2 separate regions of the Homo sapiens genome follow, and region 2 is linked to region 1. A link is a loop called in an ENCODE intact Hi-C map of the cell type or tissue named here. Cell type or tissue: dorsolateral prefrontal cortex. All regions are shown on one strand. Each heading gives the region's core, and the rest is flanking DNA. Links, peaks and the distances in the headings are about the cores only. Region 1 overlaps SHANK2 (SH3 and multiple ankyrin repeat domains 2). Region 2 has its middle 75 kb from the start of DHCR7.

The links. A loop is a pair of places that touch in the nucleus more often than their neighbours do. Peaks named below come from ENCODE experiments on the same cell type or tissue, not always from the same donor. Only the 100,000 strongest peaks of a DNase experiment are listed, where the experiment ranks them.
Region 2: a loop joins it to region 1, with 2.6 times the contacts of the local background. A loop is called at or near these places in 9 of 110 quality-filtered maps.

What each region holds. Positions count from the first base shown.
Region 1 is chr11:71,110,419-71,119,335 of GRCh38, reverse strand. SHANK2 (SH3 and multiple ankyrin repeat domains 2) reads left to right here. Exons shown (of 26, transcript NM_012309.5): 4 at 304-507; 5 at 5,972-6,043. Among named protein-coding and RNA genes, the nearest start is that of SHANK2, 140 kb to the left of the region's middle. In dorsolateral prefrontal cortex, for the core only: a CTCF peak has its summit at 4,690; a DNase peak (open chromatin) is centred at 4,675; H3K4me3 peaks cover 514 bases.
Region 2 is chr11:71,369,163-71,378,079 of GRCh38, reverse strand. No RefSeq gene overlaps it. Among named protein-coding and RNA genes, the nearest start is that of DHCR7, 75 kb to the left of the region's middle. RefSeq lists a silencer at 4,138-4,187. In dorsolateral prefrontal cortex, for the core only: CTCF peaks have their summits at 4,934 and 5,134 (motif pointing right); DNase peaks (open chromatin) are centred at 5,156 and 6,957; H3K27ac peaks cover 972 bases.

The DNA of each region.
Region 1 (8,917 bases), core at 594-8,593:
TGCTGGGATGACAGGCGTGAGCCACCGCACCCGGCCAGTGCTGGAGATTTGAGTCCATGGTGAGATCAAGGCCAAAGAGACCAATGCCTCGGTCTTTCCTTTTTCCCTTTTATATTTACCGAATGTCTGTGTCCCAGCAACCAGTAGGCTTTATTTTTCACTGTGAAAAGCCGTGGGTTCACTGCTCAGAGGAAGTGTCGGGAAGGGGTGGAAGCAGCTTTGCCTCTCTGACCACGCGCCCCACATGGGTGACTCAGGTAGCGTCCTCTGTCACTCATCAGCTGTCTTTGTCCTTCCTGGCAGAAATGCATTCGATTTAACCCGGATGCCACAGTGTGGGTTGCAAAGCAGCGGATCCTGTGTACATTAACCCAGAGTTTGAAAGATGTCCTGAACTACGGCCTGTTCCAGCCGGCCAGCAATGGGCGTGACGGCAAGTTCCTGGATGAGGAGCGGCTCCTGCGCGAGTACCCACAGCCCGTGGGTGAGGGCGTTCCTTCCCTGGAGGTATATTTCAGCCCACAGTGCATGGACTGTGGTTGTGTCACAGCCTGGATGCCATGGTGGGTGGGGGAGACATGGTGGTGGGGCGAGACCAATTCCATTTGCATTGGGAAATTATCCCCACATTTAAAAATCAGTCTGGGGTCTTGAGGTTTGATATGATTTGGCTCTGTGTCCCCACCGAAATCTCACCTCTAATTGTAATCCCCACATGTTGAGGGAGGGACCTGTAATCCCCATGTATTGAGGGAGGAGGTGATTGGATCATAGCGGTTTCCCATGCTGTTCTCATGATAGTAAGTGAGGTCTCACGAGATCTGATGGTTTTATTATAAGTGTCTGGAAGTTCCTCCTTTGCTGTTCTCTCTCCTGCTGCCTTGTGAAGAAGGTGCTTGCTTTCCCTTCGCCTTCCACCATGACTGTAATGTTCCTGAGGCCTCCGCAGCCATATGGAACTGTGAGTCAACTAAACCTCTTTCCTTTATAAATTACCCAGTCTCAGGTATTTCTTTATAGCAGTGTGAAAATGGACTAATAAAAGGTTGCTTCTGATTTTGCCATGAATCTCACACTGTTGTACAACTTTTATACATTTTTTTTTCACTACAGATTCAAAGAATCCCTGCAGAGAAATCTTGCTGTGAATAATAAACCGTGGGTCTGATTCAGGCTTTCATAACCAGGACCATGGGCCCTGGGCATGGAGAACGGGGCTCCCCATGCTTCTCTGAGGGGTTTTAAATTTTTCCTTCCCAGCGCCTAATGGGTGGTGTATTTTCCTTCTCCACCTCTCCAGACACCAGCTGGATGTCAATAATTAATTCAATTCTGACACTAACTACAAGTTTAAGGGCTCAGTCCCATAAGACTGCCCTCCATAAACGTCAAGTCCCCAGGCCACCCACATTTCTGTCCCATTTGGCTGTGAACTAGGGGTTCCCACCACCCCCTTTTTGGGTTCCATCCCTTGCTGGAGCAGCTCAGAGAACCTAAGAAGGCATTTTAACTGCTACCCCTGGCTTATTACAAAGTGTACAAACGCACAGCTGATGAAGAGGTGCACTAGGCGACGTCGGGAGGGCCCAGCGTGCAGGAGCTTCCATCCCTGTGGAGTTGGGCGTGCACCACCCTCCCAGTATGTGGATGTGTTTGCTGGCTCAGAAGCCCCCAGGCCCCATTGTTGAGGTATTTTTATGGAAGTTTCATTACATAGGCATTACATAGGATGAAATCACTGACCATGGTGATTGGACTCCATCCTGCCAGTCAGCAGGGCGACTGGGAGTCCTGACCCTCGAGTCATAGTCTGATCCTTCCGGCCACCAGCCCCCATCCTGGAAGCTACCTGGGAGTTGAGAGTCATCTCATTAGTGCTCCAGAGATACTCTTATCACTGAGGACAGTACAAAGGTTTTAGGAACTCTGCCAGGAGTCAGGCACAAAGAAGGAATTTTTAAATTACATCATATTCCTCGCGATAGTCTGTTCTTTCATTGCTATACAGAAATAACTGGCTGGGTGAGGTGGCTCATGCCTGTAATCCCAGCACTTTGGGAGGCCGAGGAAGGTGGATCACCTGAGATCAGGAGTTCAAGATTAGCCTGGCCAACATGGTGAAACTCCGTCTCTACTAAAAATACAAAAATTAGCTGGGTGTGGTCATGTGTGCCTGTAATCCCAGCTACTCGGGGGGCTGAGGCAGGAGAATTGCTTGAACCCTGGAGGTGGAGGTTGCAGTGAGCCAAGATGGTGCCATTGCACTCCAGCCTGGGCGACAAGACTGAAACTCTATCTAAAACAACAACAACAAAAAAACCTGAGGCTGGCTAAGAGAAAGGAGGTTTAATTGGCCCACGGTTCTGCAGGCTGTACAGAAAGTGTGGTGCCGGCATGGGCTCAGCATTGAGGCCTCAGGGAGCTTGTTCTCATGGCAGAAGGCAAAGCAGGAGCAGATGTTAGGTGGCAAGAGGGGGTGTGAGAGCGAGCAGGGGAGGAGTAGTTCCTGGCTCCCCCGTGAACTAACAGAGCGAGAATTGACTGACTACCATGGGGAGGGCTCCAGGCCATTCAGGAGGGATCCGCCCCAGGACCCAAAGACCTCCCACCTGGCCCCGCCTCCAACACCGGTGATCACATTTGAACATGAGGTTTGGAGGGGACACACAGTCAAACCATACCATTCTCCAATTCATCTCTGAGTCCTTGAGTAACAGGGCGGCTGTGACCATCCAGCTGTTCTCAACAGCACAGCTTCACTTCTGCTTCCTGCCCGGGTGACCGGGGCTCTTTGAGCTGCTGTCAGCAGCCACAAGCTCCTGGGCCTCCCTCCAGAAGTGGCTGATCCGTAAGACGGGGCAGCCCTACACATTTCCACGTGATGCACGACCCCTGTCCCTACCTCTCTCACCCAGGCTTGCTACGCCCCAAGTTTACAGGCATTGTTTCCTGCAGTGTATACGTGTTGGGTTACGTCAGTTAAGAGAAGCCAGAAACGGATCATTTCTACTCCTGCACAACATGTTGGCATCATTCAGCGATTGCACTCATTTTAGCTTAGTCAACAGCAAGAGGCTGCATGTGTGTAATTGCAGCTGGCACTTGAGCAACCTAAGTGGGTTCTCTACTCAGTGACTAGGGATTCCTCTGAAGCCCAAGATGTCATGGACGCCCACCCAGGGCTAAGGTGATGCCGCGTCTGCACGTTTCTCAGTTCCGTTGTGACACTGAGGCTGAGGTTATTGGGATCCCCAGTGTGGACCATGTGTCAGATTCAGGGAGGGGTTTCAGTGTAGAAAAAGATGAGATGCCACTTGGAAGTTGTGTGGTTTAGAGCAAATCACTCAGCTGTCCTGGCCTCAGTTTGCTTATCTGTAAAATGGGTATCCATTGGGAAAAAAATTGTCATTGAGGGCCAACTAAGGACCACACACTTTTCTGGCACAGAAAAGTCAAGGTTCTGATCCCACGGACCTTACACTCCAGTGGGAGGTGATGGACCAGGAAGAGTAAATCCATGCAGTTCATTTCAGGGGCTGATCATTTCCATAACGGCAGGAAAACTGGGCGAGAAGACCAGAGAATTTGGGAGTCTCCTCTACATCTGGCCCCAGTACCTGCAGCTGTGCAACCTCGAGCCAGCCACCCATGCTCTCTCAGCCCCGGATTCCCATTCATGACATTGAGTGAATGTTAGTAGTGATGTCCGGGAGTGGTCGTGAGGCCCAGAGGAAGTGTTCATGGAGCAGTGTGTGCGTTGTGAGCCTGGCCATCCACAAGTCCCCAAATTGACTTTGCAGCTGCTGCTCTGGTTTCATTGTCATGAAATTGTTGCTGATACTTTGTTTTTTGTTTTGTTTTGTTTTTGAGACCGAGTCTCGCTCTGTCATCCAGGCTAGAGTGCAGTGGTGTGATCTCGGCTCACTGCAGCCTCTGCCTCCTGGGTTCAAGCGATTCTTGTGCCTCAGCCTCCTGAATAGCTAGGATTACAGGTGCCCACCACCACGCCCAGCTAATTTTTGCATTTTTAGTAGAGATGGGTTTCACCATGTTGGCCAGGCTGGTCTCAAACTCCTGGCCTCAGGTTGATCCACCTGCCTCGGCTTCCCAAAGTGCTGGGATTACAGGCGTGAGCCACCACGCCCGGCCAAAATTGATGCCGATACTTAGGTTTATTAATCTCCTTTGCATGACCCACTGCAAAGGCTGAGATTGGCTCAGGGATTGACACATTAGGGGCGGGCATCAGTCTGGGCTCTTTGCCTCAGATAATTTCAGCACAATATGGTGGGCTGCTTATGAAATGTTGGAGAAATAGCAAGAAAAAGGGTCTGTGGTCCTGAGCCGGTGTCCTCTGTAGCTATGGGCTATAAATGTTTGTGACTCTGGAATAAACACTCCCTCCTTGAGTCCTTTACCCTCCTGCCCCAGAGATGCTGTGGGCCCAAGCGGATTGTTTTATGTCTGGAAAGGGGCCCCGTGGAATTGAATTCCCTGAGACTTTTAAGCTTAGCCACATGATCATGAGCCTGAGAAGGCACCTGGCATCATTCTCAGTGGCTTCTGAAATCTGGACCAGAGGTGTGATTGGTCCCGGGGCATGGACGCACAGAACCTGCTGTCCTGAAATCTAGAATCAGAAGTGGAAGTTCTAAAATGGGCCTGTAGCTCCTCCTGCCTGCTCTGTTCTGGGAAATGAATGGATGCCCTTCTGACCAGCGCACTTTCTCCCCAAACTCTGTGCAGCCTGCGCTTCACAGAACTTTCCGATTTCACAGCTGGTTTATTTGGCCAGTTGAAAACAAAACCCCACAAGTATCAGTCTGTGCACAAGAATTTTGTCTTTTGTCAAATAGCCATTTTGTTTGGCGTGGTGGAGAAAGGAGACTAGGGTTGTTTATTTGGAAGCTTTTCTGTGAGATGCGACTTTCAGTTTCAGGATGAGCTCACCCGCCACCTGCCCCGCACCATCATTTTACCCAGGGGCGGTTTTTGCTGGCTCTGAGCACATGTGTAACCGTGCAGGGTGACGGCATCAAGGGCAGTAAGGAGGGAGAGATAAAGTGGACTTGTCTAGTGCCAGGTCTGTGCCAGGAAGCTCACATTCAATGCTCAGGCCACCCTGGGAGGTGGGTGCTATTATCCCCATGGGGCAGATAAGGAAACTGAGATGGGAAAGTGCCCAGCCCTGAGTTAACTCTGTGAGTTGAGAGCATTAGGGCTGGGATTGGAACAGAGGTCCCAGCTCCAAACTCCAGTGACTCCTAAATGCTCAGCATCCTTCCCAGACCTTCTGCAGCATCTCCAGCCAAGCGGGGGGCTGGAGGAGGGAGGAGGTATTTTAGAGTCTCACCAAGCCCACTCCGACAATGTTGCTTACTCCGTGCATCTGAGGAAGATGTGCTCCTTGGTTCATGCAGTGATGTAATTTCCAGTTCAAAGGAGGCGCTGCTGTTTGGAGGGAAAAACAGTGGCTTCAGCGATCTGGGCAGAGGTTGCAGGAGTACAGGAGGTGGGGCCTTTCCCAGCCCAGGCTTTTAGGGTGTGTTTTAACAAAGGTGGACAATGTAGGAGAAAAACCTGGTGTTTGAAGCAGCATCCTCATTTACCAAAAATGCCTTGCCAAGGGCTGATCCATTCCCCTGGGAGGAACCATAACCACTCAGTTAGCTGGGGAGCCGGTCACCGGGAGGGAGACCTCCCAGCTTCTCACCTGCAGGATCTTCCCTTCCCCTTGCTCCTGTTTCTTTATATGGCTTTTTAGCTAAACTGCTACAGAATCTTGACAAAAGTGATGCTGAGGATGTTGTAGGCTCTGGGGTGCAAATACCAGTCATTTATTTAAAACTGGAAGTTTGCTGTGGGGTTCCCCGTCTTCTGTGACATAGCCAAGGAAAAGGCCCGTTTTCCCTCTGAACAACTCTGAGAAGTATTGACTTGTTTTCTCTCTCTTTTTTGTTTTCTGTGCCAGTTTCGATACAAGAAGCGGGTGTATAAACAAGCCAGTCTCGATGAGAAACAGTTGGCCAAGCTCCACACGAAGGTATGCAGGGAACGGGCTGTTATTTACACGTTAGGCAGGCGGCGTCCTCCTTGTTATCTTGTTGTGTTATCTTTAGACGCTCCTCTTCCAGGGGCACCTGCTGTGTACCTGGCATGGCGTGTGGCTGGGCTGGGATGTACAGGCAGACTGGCCCTTACGGTGCACACTGCGGAGACCCACCCGGGAGGCAGCAGGGGCTGCTTAGTGTGGCCGTGGGTGCTGGGGGAAGGGAGGCAGATCCTACTGGCTGCTCCAGGGAGGGTCAAAAGCGGCATCTCTGAAGAGAGTGGGATCTGGACGCCTGGCGTGGTGGAGGGAAGCGGGTCCACAGTGAGCCCCGTATTAGTGTTCTGCTGTTGTTGCTTCAGGAAAAACCTTGTTAAAGTGCTGTTCACATAAATTGCACTGAAGTTAGACTGCAGGTGAGCAGCAGGGGCGTTGCACAGAGTGTTCAGAACCTGGCGGAATGCACTATGCCTTGAGCTCAGAGTCCCAGATAAGACATCCACACCATGAACACCCTGCTGTCTTTCAGGGTGCTGTGCGAGTCGAGGAGGAGGCGTGGAGAGGGGGCTGAGGCATAGGGTGTGTGGGCGGAGCACTTTGCTTAACCAACAGGAGGAGGAATCTGTAATACCCAGGAGGCTTTTGTCCTGGCCCCTGGCCCCTGGTGCTGTTCCTAAGGAGAGCCCAATTGCACTCCCTGCAGAGCATGGGGTGGAGAGTCCGGGCAGCTGCCTGAAGCGCTTCCCTTTGAGGGCCCTGATGCTCTCCAGGTGAGCTCCCCTGCAGCTGCGAGCTCACCAATGGCTTTCTCAGCCAGCAGGATCCTCTCGGTTTTTGTTTTGCTGCCCCTCCTCCTTATATCAGATGCATGCAAGGATTCTTTTTTGTTTGTTTGAGACAGAGTTTTGCTGTGTTGCTCAGGCTGCAGTGCAATGGCATAATCTTGGCTCACTGCAACCTCCGCCTCTCGGGTTCAAGCGATCCTTCTGCGTCAGCCTCCTGAGTAGCTGGGATTACAGGCATGCACCACCATGCCTGGCTAATTTTGTATTTTTAGTAGAGATGGGGTTTTGCCACGTTGGCCAGGCTGGTCTCAAACTCCTGACTTTAGGTGATCCATCCGCCTCGGCCTCCCAAAGTGCTGGGATTACAGGCGTGAGCCACTGTGCCCGGCAGGATTCTTACTGTGCTCACTGAGTTCTAATCTGTCATTATCATTATTGATTTTTGTGCTCAAGTTGTCCAGATGTGGGCGGCAGTTGCCCTTCCTGTGGTGTTCTGCCATGTGGTGCATCCCCACCATCCTTGACACACCAGCCACTTTATGGCACAAGATGCTCTGGGCTCTTCCGATACTTCCCCTGCCTCTGCCCTGGAATTTGCCTGGAAAGCGGTATTCAGACGGCAAGATCTGGGTGCTTCTGGGTTTTGGCTTTTGTTTTTTATCACCCTCTGATGTGCAGATAAAAACGTATTTGTGAATTTTAAAAATGCTGATTTGTAAATAGCAATGCAGGTTTTCAGTGACACCATGTGTAAGTCATGTGTTTGAGGGCATTTGATCAGTTCTAGTTCCGAAACATACAGAAAATGGGCAGGTGGAAATCTAGCACGTGCCAGGAGGTTGAAGGGCCCAGGAACCTGCTGTGTCAGAAGCCGCATTTGTCCCCCTTCTGTGTGTTTTGAGAGAGGTACGGAGTAGGGGCAAAGAATTAGGCTGGTGAGGAGTGTTAGACGCAGCAGGCGGAAGGGTGCCAAGTCCCACAGTCCTGCTCAGACAGCCCAGACTGGCTCTGGATGGGCAGAGAATCATGACTTTTCTTACAGCGAGGCTGGCAGAGGCTGGGAAAGTTCCCACCCCATCAGGTTGATCTGCGGACCATCATGACCTCACAGGAAATGAGTCCCGCACTTCACCTTGAGCCACTCGGGGACCAGGCATCGCTATTTCTGCCTGTGTGGCCATGGGGTTCACCACAAAGTGGGTTAAGTACCAATCTGCGGGCCTCACTCCCTGGGGATGGAGGCAGGAGGTGGGTCCTGGAAACTGGAGATTGGAAAAGTGCTCCAGCGGCCCAGCTGTCTCTTACGAAAGCAAAGGAGCATTCATAGCTCTCAGCAAGTGTCTGAGGCCATTTACGCTGCTTTTACAAAATACCTTGGGTAACTTATAAACAACAAAAGTGTGACTCTCACCATTTTGGAGGCTGCAAGTCTGAGATCGTGGCATCGGCAGGTTCAGCATCTGGCCAAGGCCCAGTTCCTGGTTTGGATGGCCATTGTCTTGCTGTGTCTTCACGTGGAGGAAGGGGCGAGGGAGCTCTCTGGGACCTCTTTTGCAGGGACACTAATCCCATTCACGAGGGCTTCATCCTCCTGACTTCGTCACCTCCCAAAGGCCTCACCTCTCCATACTATTACATTGGAGATTATTCAACCTATGAATTTTGCGGGGACACACACGTTAAGTCCGTAGCACTAGGATGGCGAACGGTGAGGGGATTTTAAACATTCATCCAGGATAGGCCGATTGTACTTGTCACGTGCCAGACACTGTGCTCACCCTGTGGTTCCAAAAGCCTCAGCTCCAGGAGCCTCAGGGCTTGTGGTGCACCCTGGCGAGGGTGGGTCTCCCGAGTGCACCAGTCAGGAACTTTCCCAGAGCCTGGAAAGACATTTGTTTTTCTTTTTTGAGACAGGTCTTTCTCTGTTGCCCAGGCTGGAGTGCAGAGGCATGAACACAGCTCACTGCAGCCTCGGCTCAGGCGATCCTCCTGCCTCAGCCTCCCAAGTAGCTGGAATCACATGTGCCACCACGTCTAGCTAATTTTTTGTTTGTTTGTTTGTTTGAGATGGAGTCTCGCTTTG
Region 2 (8,917 bases), core at 614-8,613, 260 kb before region 1:
GGGGGAGTCAAAGAGTTAATCCCTGTAAGAGGCTTAGAAAAGTGGTGTGGGGATAATAAGTGCTTAACAAATGTTAGCTGTTGTTATCATTATCATAATTATTAAAATTCACCAAGATTTATTGTCAGTCAGGATGCTATGGTTTTAAAGAGATGTATAGATAAAGTTCTGGAATTCAGAGAGCCTATTGGGGAAGGTGTCAGGGAGCTGGCAGCACGTTCAGGGATCATACAATACTAAATTTTGTTCAGATTTCAGGAGAAGAGGAACTTAACTTTGGAATCTGGTAATTAAACATTTCCAGAGGAAACTTTCTTAAAATACTACTTAAAAATAAGGACAATACTGTGATCTTACTCATATGTTTAATTTCTGTTCAAGTCATTGCTTGGACTTGGTAATTTTTTTAAACAAAGCATGACACAATGTTAAACTAAAGAAGCCCTAGATAAGAAGACTTTTTGAACATACTGAAAGCTTCAATATGAAACCTATCAATTTCCTGAAAGTTAATGAACAACGCAACTTTCAATTTTTGTGTCTCCAAAAAGAATCAGGCCAGATAATCTTCAAGATGGCTTCCAACTCTGGCCAAAGTTATTCTGCATGCACGTCTTTCCAGCATCAGAGCTTGCTTATGTGTAGAAGATTGTTGAATCCTTGACTGAATCCACTGTGTGTGTTCTTTAGAAAGAGGGGCATAGCTTAAGAGGAAAAATGATCATTTACAAATTAAAATGATCCAATGTAATGAGTGAACTGACTTAGTAAGTATTATTGAAGCCCTCAAGTTTGCTGTCTGCCGACCCACATGGTTGGCTCTGGCCATGGAACTCAGCAGCCAGAAGATGAGAGGAGGAGAGGGAAGTGCTGGTCCACCCTGAGCAAGGAGCAGCCAGTCATCACAGTCATGGCAGAAGTTATTATCTCAGGCTCATGGCAGCCACTTTGCTGCACTCTATGTGGGATGGAAGCCTGTATTTTCATTTAAAATTCTGTACAGCACAGAGAAGCCATTGGTTTAATCCTCATTTCAAACAATCCCTATCTTCCTGAGGTTGAAATAATGGGGAAAGGGGAACTGCCAGTCCTGGCTCATTATGTGATGTGTGATTTCAGGGAGGTTGCACCACCACTCTGATACCCCCTCTGCTCATCAGTCATGAGGTGACAATTTGCTCTCTATCCCTATCCCTATCCCTAACTCTATCCCTATCTCAGTCTCTATCTCTGTGTCCACTCCTATCTCTATATCTATCTTGAACCCTATTCCTATTTCTATCTTTATTCTTGTTGTGATTTGAATGCCCCCCGCCAAAATTCATGCTGAAATGTAATTTCCATTGTAATAGTAACGTTAACAGGTGGAGCCTTTAAGAAGTGATTAGGTCATCAGGGCTCTGTCCTCATGAATGGATTAATGCTGTTATCTTGGAAGTGGGTTAGTTATTGTGGGAGTAGTCTCCTGATACAAGGATAAGTTCATCCCCCCATTTGCTTACTCTGTTTTGTGTGCTTGTTTCCACCCTTCACTCTTATATCATGGGATAACACCAGATGCAAGTGCCATGCTCTCAGACTTCTCAGCCTCCAGAACCATGAGCCAAATGAACCTTTGTTCTTCATATAATAAATTACCCAGTCTGTGGTATTGTTATAGCAGCAGAAAATGAAATAAGATAATCCCTATCCCTATTTGTCTTATCCCTAACTCTATCCTCATCTCATTCCTTTACCTATCACTAACCCTATCCCTCTCTGTCTCTATCCATATCCGTACCCTTATCTCTAGCTCTATCTCTATCTCTATCCTTTTCCCAATTTCTACCAGTAGGGCTGTTATACAAATGAGTGTGAAACAGCAAATGCAAGACACTTTGTAAGCGGTAAAGTTCTCAGCAAACTCAGGGAGGGGGATGCTGGCATAAACCAATGGTTCCCAAACCATCCATCAGAATCACCTGGAGGGTCGATTGAAAACAGATGGCTGGGCCCCACCCCAGCATTTCTCAATCAGCAAGAATTTCATTTCTAACAAGCTCTCAGGTGTTGGTGCCACTGCTGATCAGGGGACCAGCATTTCTTGTGGATCTCTACGGTGGTCTTTTTAGGTTATACTGGGACAGGCAAATACTTCCTGGTAGTCTCCACCACAAAAGTAGGATATACTTTGTTAACACTTACAGAATTTTTTAAAAAATGTGTTTATTAATCATGATTATGCTATGAAACAGGTACTGTATTTATTTAACCGATGGACCTAAGTTGAGTAAAAATATTTTTAAGGTGTTCAGAGATAGGGTAGAAAGTTCTAGAACTGCCTTCCTCCAACCTGGTCTTTCCCAAGAACTGACCCAAACCAGGGGCTCCCTTGGGAGCATGCCCTATCTCTGTTTGAACCCTAGCACAGTGATCCTTGGCCAACTGCAAGCCTTGGCAAGTCCTCTTTGCAAAAGCCCTGTGTCTGCACCCTGATTAGTATCACTGGCACTTGTCTGAAAGTGGGCTCTCATTCTCTCTCTTCCTCCTGCCTTTCTCCTTCTGGGCAAATTTGGACAAAAGCTGGCATCTGCTATAATTCACATCGTATGCCATGTCCTCCACCAAGGCTGTGAACAGGAGCCCGGGCATCTACAGAGGGGACTCTATGGAAAGATAAGTAACTGGAACTTGTTTTGTTTGTTTCTCAAACAAACAAAAATCATAATCCTGACTCCATTCTCCTTAATGCACTACCAAGTTCTGTAATTCAGAACAAATGATCATATTCTCACTGTACTGCCTGTTTTTCTCTAAGAAAATATTCCAAATTGATTTTTAACTCATAAGAATTAATGAAGTTGTCGACTTGGCAAAGAGACTTCTGCACTCCCACACTGATTGCTTCATTGTTCACAATAGCCAAATTATGAAATCAACCTCAGTGTCAATCAACAGATGAATGGATAAAGAAAATGTGGTATAGATATAAACAATAGAATACTATTCAGCCCTAAAAAAGAAAGAAGTCTTGTCATTTGCAATGATATGAATGAACTCGAATGACACTATATTCAGTGAAATAAACTGGGCCCAGAAAGCCAAATACTGGATGTGATATCTAAAAATGTCAAACTCATTGAAATAGAGAGTAAAATGGTAGTTATCAGGGGCTAGGGTAGGGGAGGAGGATTGAGGAGACGTTGGTCAAAGGACACTTTCAGTTAGGAGGAATGAGTTCAAGAGATCTACTGTACAACACGATGACTATAGTTAATAACAATGTCTTATATACTTGAAAATTGCTAAGAGAGTAGATTTTAAATGTTCTCATTAGGAATACATAAGTATTTGAAAAAATTATTTTTCTGCCACATATCTAAAACTAAAATAAAGTTGTTAACTTGGGGTTCATGATGGTACTACCATGTACTGTAGTGGATAGTGGGGGGCTGAGATTGGGAAATTGTGGGTGAGCGAGGGTGGAGATCAGAGGGCTTCCCCTCTATCCTAACCTACCCAGTGTCTCCCTGTTCTGCATTTCCCAGAATCCCTTGCAGCAAGCTCCTAATGGAAGCACCTGTATCTAATTGAACGCTCCTGCAGGACAAAGGCTCTGCCAGCACTGTTTGGCATTCCTGCAGGCAAGCCCCCGCACAGAGGTGTTGACCCTTCCTCCAGCAGCTTCCCTATCTGGGTGGCGTCTACAGTGGCCATCTCCTGACTCTGATGGTGGCCTGATTCTGGAGCTGGAGGAGGAGCTACAGCTTCCCAGTTGAGCAGGTGGCTTCCTGTTGGCAAAGAGGAAGCAGCTCCTTTGCTAGCTCGGTTTTGTTTTCAAAGTCGTTCCTGAATATTCAGTTCCACAACCATTTCTTCAGCCTCTCCAATGATTCTATTTGCCCCCCGTAACCTGAAACTAATTCCTTCTTGCTAAACTAGCTGCAGTGCATCCTGTTCTCTGAGACTGAGCCCCAGTGATATAGTGCAGGTATGCATTTCCCAGGGAGATACTCCATCATTCCCACCAGCTTCCTGAGAGGGCAAATATCCGAGAGAGGCTAAGAACCTCACCCACTTGTGATCCACAGGAAGTTCTGGTGGGCTAGCACTAGTGCAGATGTCCTAGAATACTTGAGGGGAATCAAATCACGCTGAACTTGTGGTAATACAGTGCTTCTAAAAAGTTCTTCTAATTTGCATTCTGCCCATCTGGAGTTTCAGTTCCTGGGTCTAATTAACACATTGCTCACCTGAAGCCATTTTCACTTTATATTCAATTCAACAATTCAATGACTTGTTTAATAAACATTCACTGAGTAAGCATTCACCGGACCCTATGCTAGGAGCTGGGGAAACAGACATACCTGCTGTAATTCCTGCCTGGGGGAGCTTAGCTGCTGCATAAGGAGGAGAAAGCCTAGAAATAAAACCACTGCATTTTAAGGCTATTATGGCCACAGCAGAAATTATGTATCAGGTGGTAAGAGGGGAGAGAGAATGAGGCAACAATGTCCTAGGAAACGTCTGTGACCACCAACTGTGGCGACTGCGAAAAGGGCTACAAATTCTTCCCCTTCCATCAGGAACTGGAAACTACTTCTTCATCCCTAGAATATGGGTTGGTCATGTGACTAGCTTTAGTCAATGGGACATTAGCAAACATGATGCAATGTTCCATGGACTAAGGGGTAAAAAGTAACTGTGCATTGGGATTCCTCTCTTGCTGTTCTTGGAAATCCTGCAGCCACCACCATGCAAACTGGCGGATGCACAAAAGACATATGGCCCAGTAACCCCCAGTAACTATATCTGACTCTCAGCTAATCAGCAGCCAACTGCCAAATGCAGGTATGAAACTACCTGACCACCAGCTGCCCACAGATGAATGAATAAGCCCAACCAAAATAAGCAGAGGAACCAGCGAGGCCCAGCCCAAGTCACTGGGCCACAGAATCATTACCTGATAAATAATTGTTCTTTTAAGCCACCAAGTGGCGGGATTGATACATCTACTCTGTGCCTAGATTTCTACTAGGCCTCCAGGCAGAGTTTCAGGAGAAATAGAAGAAATATTTCCTGTTTTCAAGGAACTAAGGCATCACATCTGAAATTTGCCTTTGGCATAGGGGACTGACTATGTCGTGGTATCCGTCTTCTGGGTCTGCCTTCTCAGTCCAGAAGAGGTCAGTAGTTGCTAACGCTCCAAGTGCTTTTGGTGTAAAAATCCATTCTCCAAAGGAGGTTGAGAATAGACTTTTCCATCATGGTCAAGGAATGAAGATGGTGGTAAGAGACTATGGCAATGAGGCAGGTATGCTGGTAGCAACAATCCCCATTGTCCTTCTTGCCAGTGTGGCCCAGAGGCTGGGGATTGAAAGGATGCTTGCTATTTGTTAGGTAGCCTGCGTGTGAATTCCAGCTTCACTCAGTATGGACAAGCTGTAATGCAAATCACTTCACCCTCCAGGGCCTGTTTCTTCTTCAGCCACATGGGCTGACAACACCAACTCCCAGGGTGTTGGAGGAGCAGATGCGTAGACATGAGTGGAGGGCTCAGCACATGCACACCCACTCCCTCTGCTCTCTCGCTGGCCCTGCAAAAGGGCAGGGAAGTGGCCCAGACTCCTTGTAATCCCAATGGTCATCTATGCCACAGATAGCCCTGGTAACTGGAAGGTTCAGTCAGAGTGGATCATTTGGTGCCTGCGAGGCCTGGCTCTCCCCACCAGGCTCCAACCTCCCTCCTCTCTTGATTCCCTGGGTCTCCTCATAGACTCCTCTCATCCTCCTTCATTTGTGCCTGTCTTTACTGCTTCTGGGGAGAGTGTCCTGCTCGCCTGGGGCCCTGGGCCTCCTTGCAATGCCACACTCTCATCCCAGCCCCACCCCCGAGTCTAGCTGGGCCCCTCTGGTAGGGTTGGGATAGAGCTGGCCAAATGAGGCCAGTGAAGGCCAGAGCTCTGGGGCAAGCAGCTTTCCTCTCTTACAAGCTGATGGTTGCAGAATGGGGCTCAGCCTACTAGAAAAAGCTGGATCTCCCTCAGGTGAAGCAGCAAACTCAGGGGGGATGGGAAGCTCTGCAAAGCCATCCCTAATGAGGCCAGCAGGGTAGTGCAGGGTACAGGACAGAGAACCAGGAACCAAGAGGCCTGAATTCTGTACCCAGCTTGGTAGTGCTGGGCCATTCTAGGACCCACACTCACACTAGGGACACAGCTCCTGCTGTTCCATGAGCTGCCCTATGGGGTCAGGACACAAATGGTGGAGCAGGAGGCCTTGCTCCCCTCCATGGGATCTGAGAGTAGAGAGCACAAAGCAGCTGCTACAGCCTAGACGTGTCTTTCAGATCTCTCGTCCTCTCTTTAAAATGTGTGCAGGTTGATACTCCTCTCCACAGTAGACCTGTTGGTTTTATGGTTAAATGTCTTAAATTACTTACCGATTAAATTATCCAATTCTTCCTCTAAAAGAAGAGTTGAAGGAAACTGACCTCTGGGAAGCTGTGCCCCATTGTCCTGAAAGTTCAGGCCCCTGCCAGGTGTCCCCAGATCAGAGGTCTTCCATCTCAGAGCAGCAGAAAAGCAGCGCCCCCAAATGGCTGCGTCTAAGTTGTGCTGAGTGTATGTTTTTCAAAACCAATGTCAGGCAGAGAGTTTTGTGCTGGTGCAGGTGTTAGAGACTGCATGACGTCTCTGGAATTGTAGGAATTTTTGTTTGTTTGGGCAGAGGATTGGAAACATGGACGGCCTGGAGTGTGGGGAGTGTGTTTTCATGCTTGCTGTGTTTCTTCTCACTTCTCATCTCGTCTGAGAATGTGGCTGCGCTCGGGAAGCAGGCTCGCCCCTGCTGCGTGGTTGGAGAAAGTGAGGAAAACACAAGTTCTCGAGGTCATGTTTTCGGAGGCCTGCAATTGACCTGAATGCAGCAGGTGGCTCTCCTTGGAAGGACAAAGCGGCCACTCAGAGGCCTCGTGTGCAGGTTTTGTCTCACCAGCTGGCACCCATGCCCAGGCTGAGCACGAGCCAACCGCTGGCTGACAGGCCCAGCTGGAGATTTTCGTTTTCCCTTTCGCAGGAGGCTGATTCGACCCTGAAAGAGGGTGAAGCGGCCTCCCAGGGAAGCTGATGCAAAGTTCAGGTGCATCATATCAAGGGACTGGTTGCAGACCACCAGCTTGTTTTCCCCCTCAGCGCTTTTCCTTGATTTTTCTGTGAGATGGAAACTTCTCCCTCCTCCAGCCAGGGCTGGGGGCTGCCAAGTGAATGGGGAGACTGGGCAGTGAGACCTACAAAACCCATAAGTGGACCTGGAGGACAGTGGCAAGGTGGGGAACCCCTGTGGGGAGCAGCAGACCAGGAAGCACTGTGCAAAGAGCACCAGGCAGGGAGCATTGGGCTAAGGAACATCAGACCAGGACCATCAATACAGGGAGCACCATGCTAGAGGCACTTACTGTTCCAGGGAGCACCAGGTCCTCACCTGGTGCTGGGCCAGAAGCACTGAGCCAAGGAGTACTGAGCCAAAAAGTACTGTGCCAAACAGTACTGCACCAAGGAGTACTGTGCCAAGGAGTACTGAGCCAAGGAGTACTGTGCCAAGGAGTACTGAGCCAAGAAGTACTGCACTAAGGAGTAGTGAGCCAAGGAGCACTGTGCTGGAGTGCACTTAGGGTTGCCTGTGAGGTCAGGGCTCTGCCCAGCAGGCCCTCATGCAGCCAGGCCTGCTGCTTCACCTTGCAGTGCTTGGTCTGGGTCTCCTCAGCCATTTTTGGGCCTGAGCCCATCATCAGGGAGGCCAGTGAGCAGCCTGGGAAGCCCTGGTCCTGCTGGAAGCTGCAGCTCCAGCTGAGGCAGATGCCCCGGTCCAGGCTGGCTGGCGATGAGGGGCTGACAGTCAGTGCTTCCTGCCCTGCTCTGCACCGCTGTGCCTCCTGCCCTGCTCTGCACCGCCATGCCTCCTGCAAAGGCACAGCTCCACAGGCCCCTCTGGCTGTGCTGCTGCCACCGTCTTTTGTTTTCAGACTGCAGGGTTAAGAGCAGATATGGTAGAGAGACTGTTGGTATCCCACACCGGTCCATCTTGGCTATGGGATGTATTGCTACACAACAAATTGCCCCAGATCTTAGCAGCTTAAGACAACAAATGTATATTAGTCCCAGTTCTGGCCCAGGGTCTCTCCTGAGCAGGATTCCCAGCCCTGAAGACTAGAGGCACCGGTGGACAGAGCTCAAATCACCACTCAGTGGGCATCAGATTGGACGTGACAGAGAAATGCATCTGAGAATCGAGACTTGGGGATTGTGGGTTCCAGCAGTGGACCTGCCTAGATGGCAGACCTGCTCATGCTCCCCTCCTCCAGGAAGCCTCCTGGGAGTACCCCACACCAGGGCAGTTCGGGGGAGTCCTCTGTCTTCACCCTCGGTACCTGCAACAGGCACCAGGTGGTGGCTGCCCGGCTGTGGCCTCACTGCGGCCCTTCAGGAGCCAGCTCTGGTGTAGACCGCAAACAACCCAGCACCTGGTCCAGCCTCTGAAGGGCTGGGTTCCACTCCTGGCTCTGCCTCGTGCTTGTCCTCTGAGCCTCAGATTCCCTATCTTTAAAGTGGGCAGGAGGGTCCCTTTGATGAGGGTCCATGCAGCGGCGGATGTGAGGTGGGTTGTTGCCTGTACACCACGGTGGATGTAGCTCCACCACGGAGGAGCAGAGTGCATGCCACCCTCACCTCTGGCTGCTGTGGCGTCACCCAGGTGCGCTCTCTGGCACCTGTGCCCTTGCAGGGATCTGATCCCACAGCAGGAGCCTCCCACAGGGGCCACTTTTACAGTTGGGCCCTCCTGCTCGAGCAAGGACGCTGAGGAGTGTGGTTGTGAATTCTTTCACACCACAGAGGGCCCCGGGCACCTGCCCTGCTCCCTGGCCTCCGTGGGGACACTT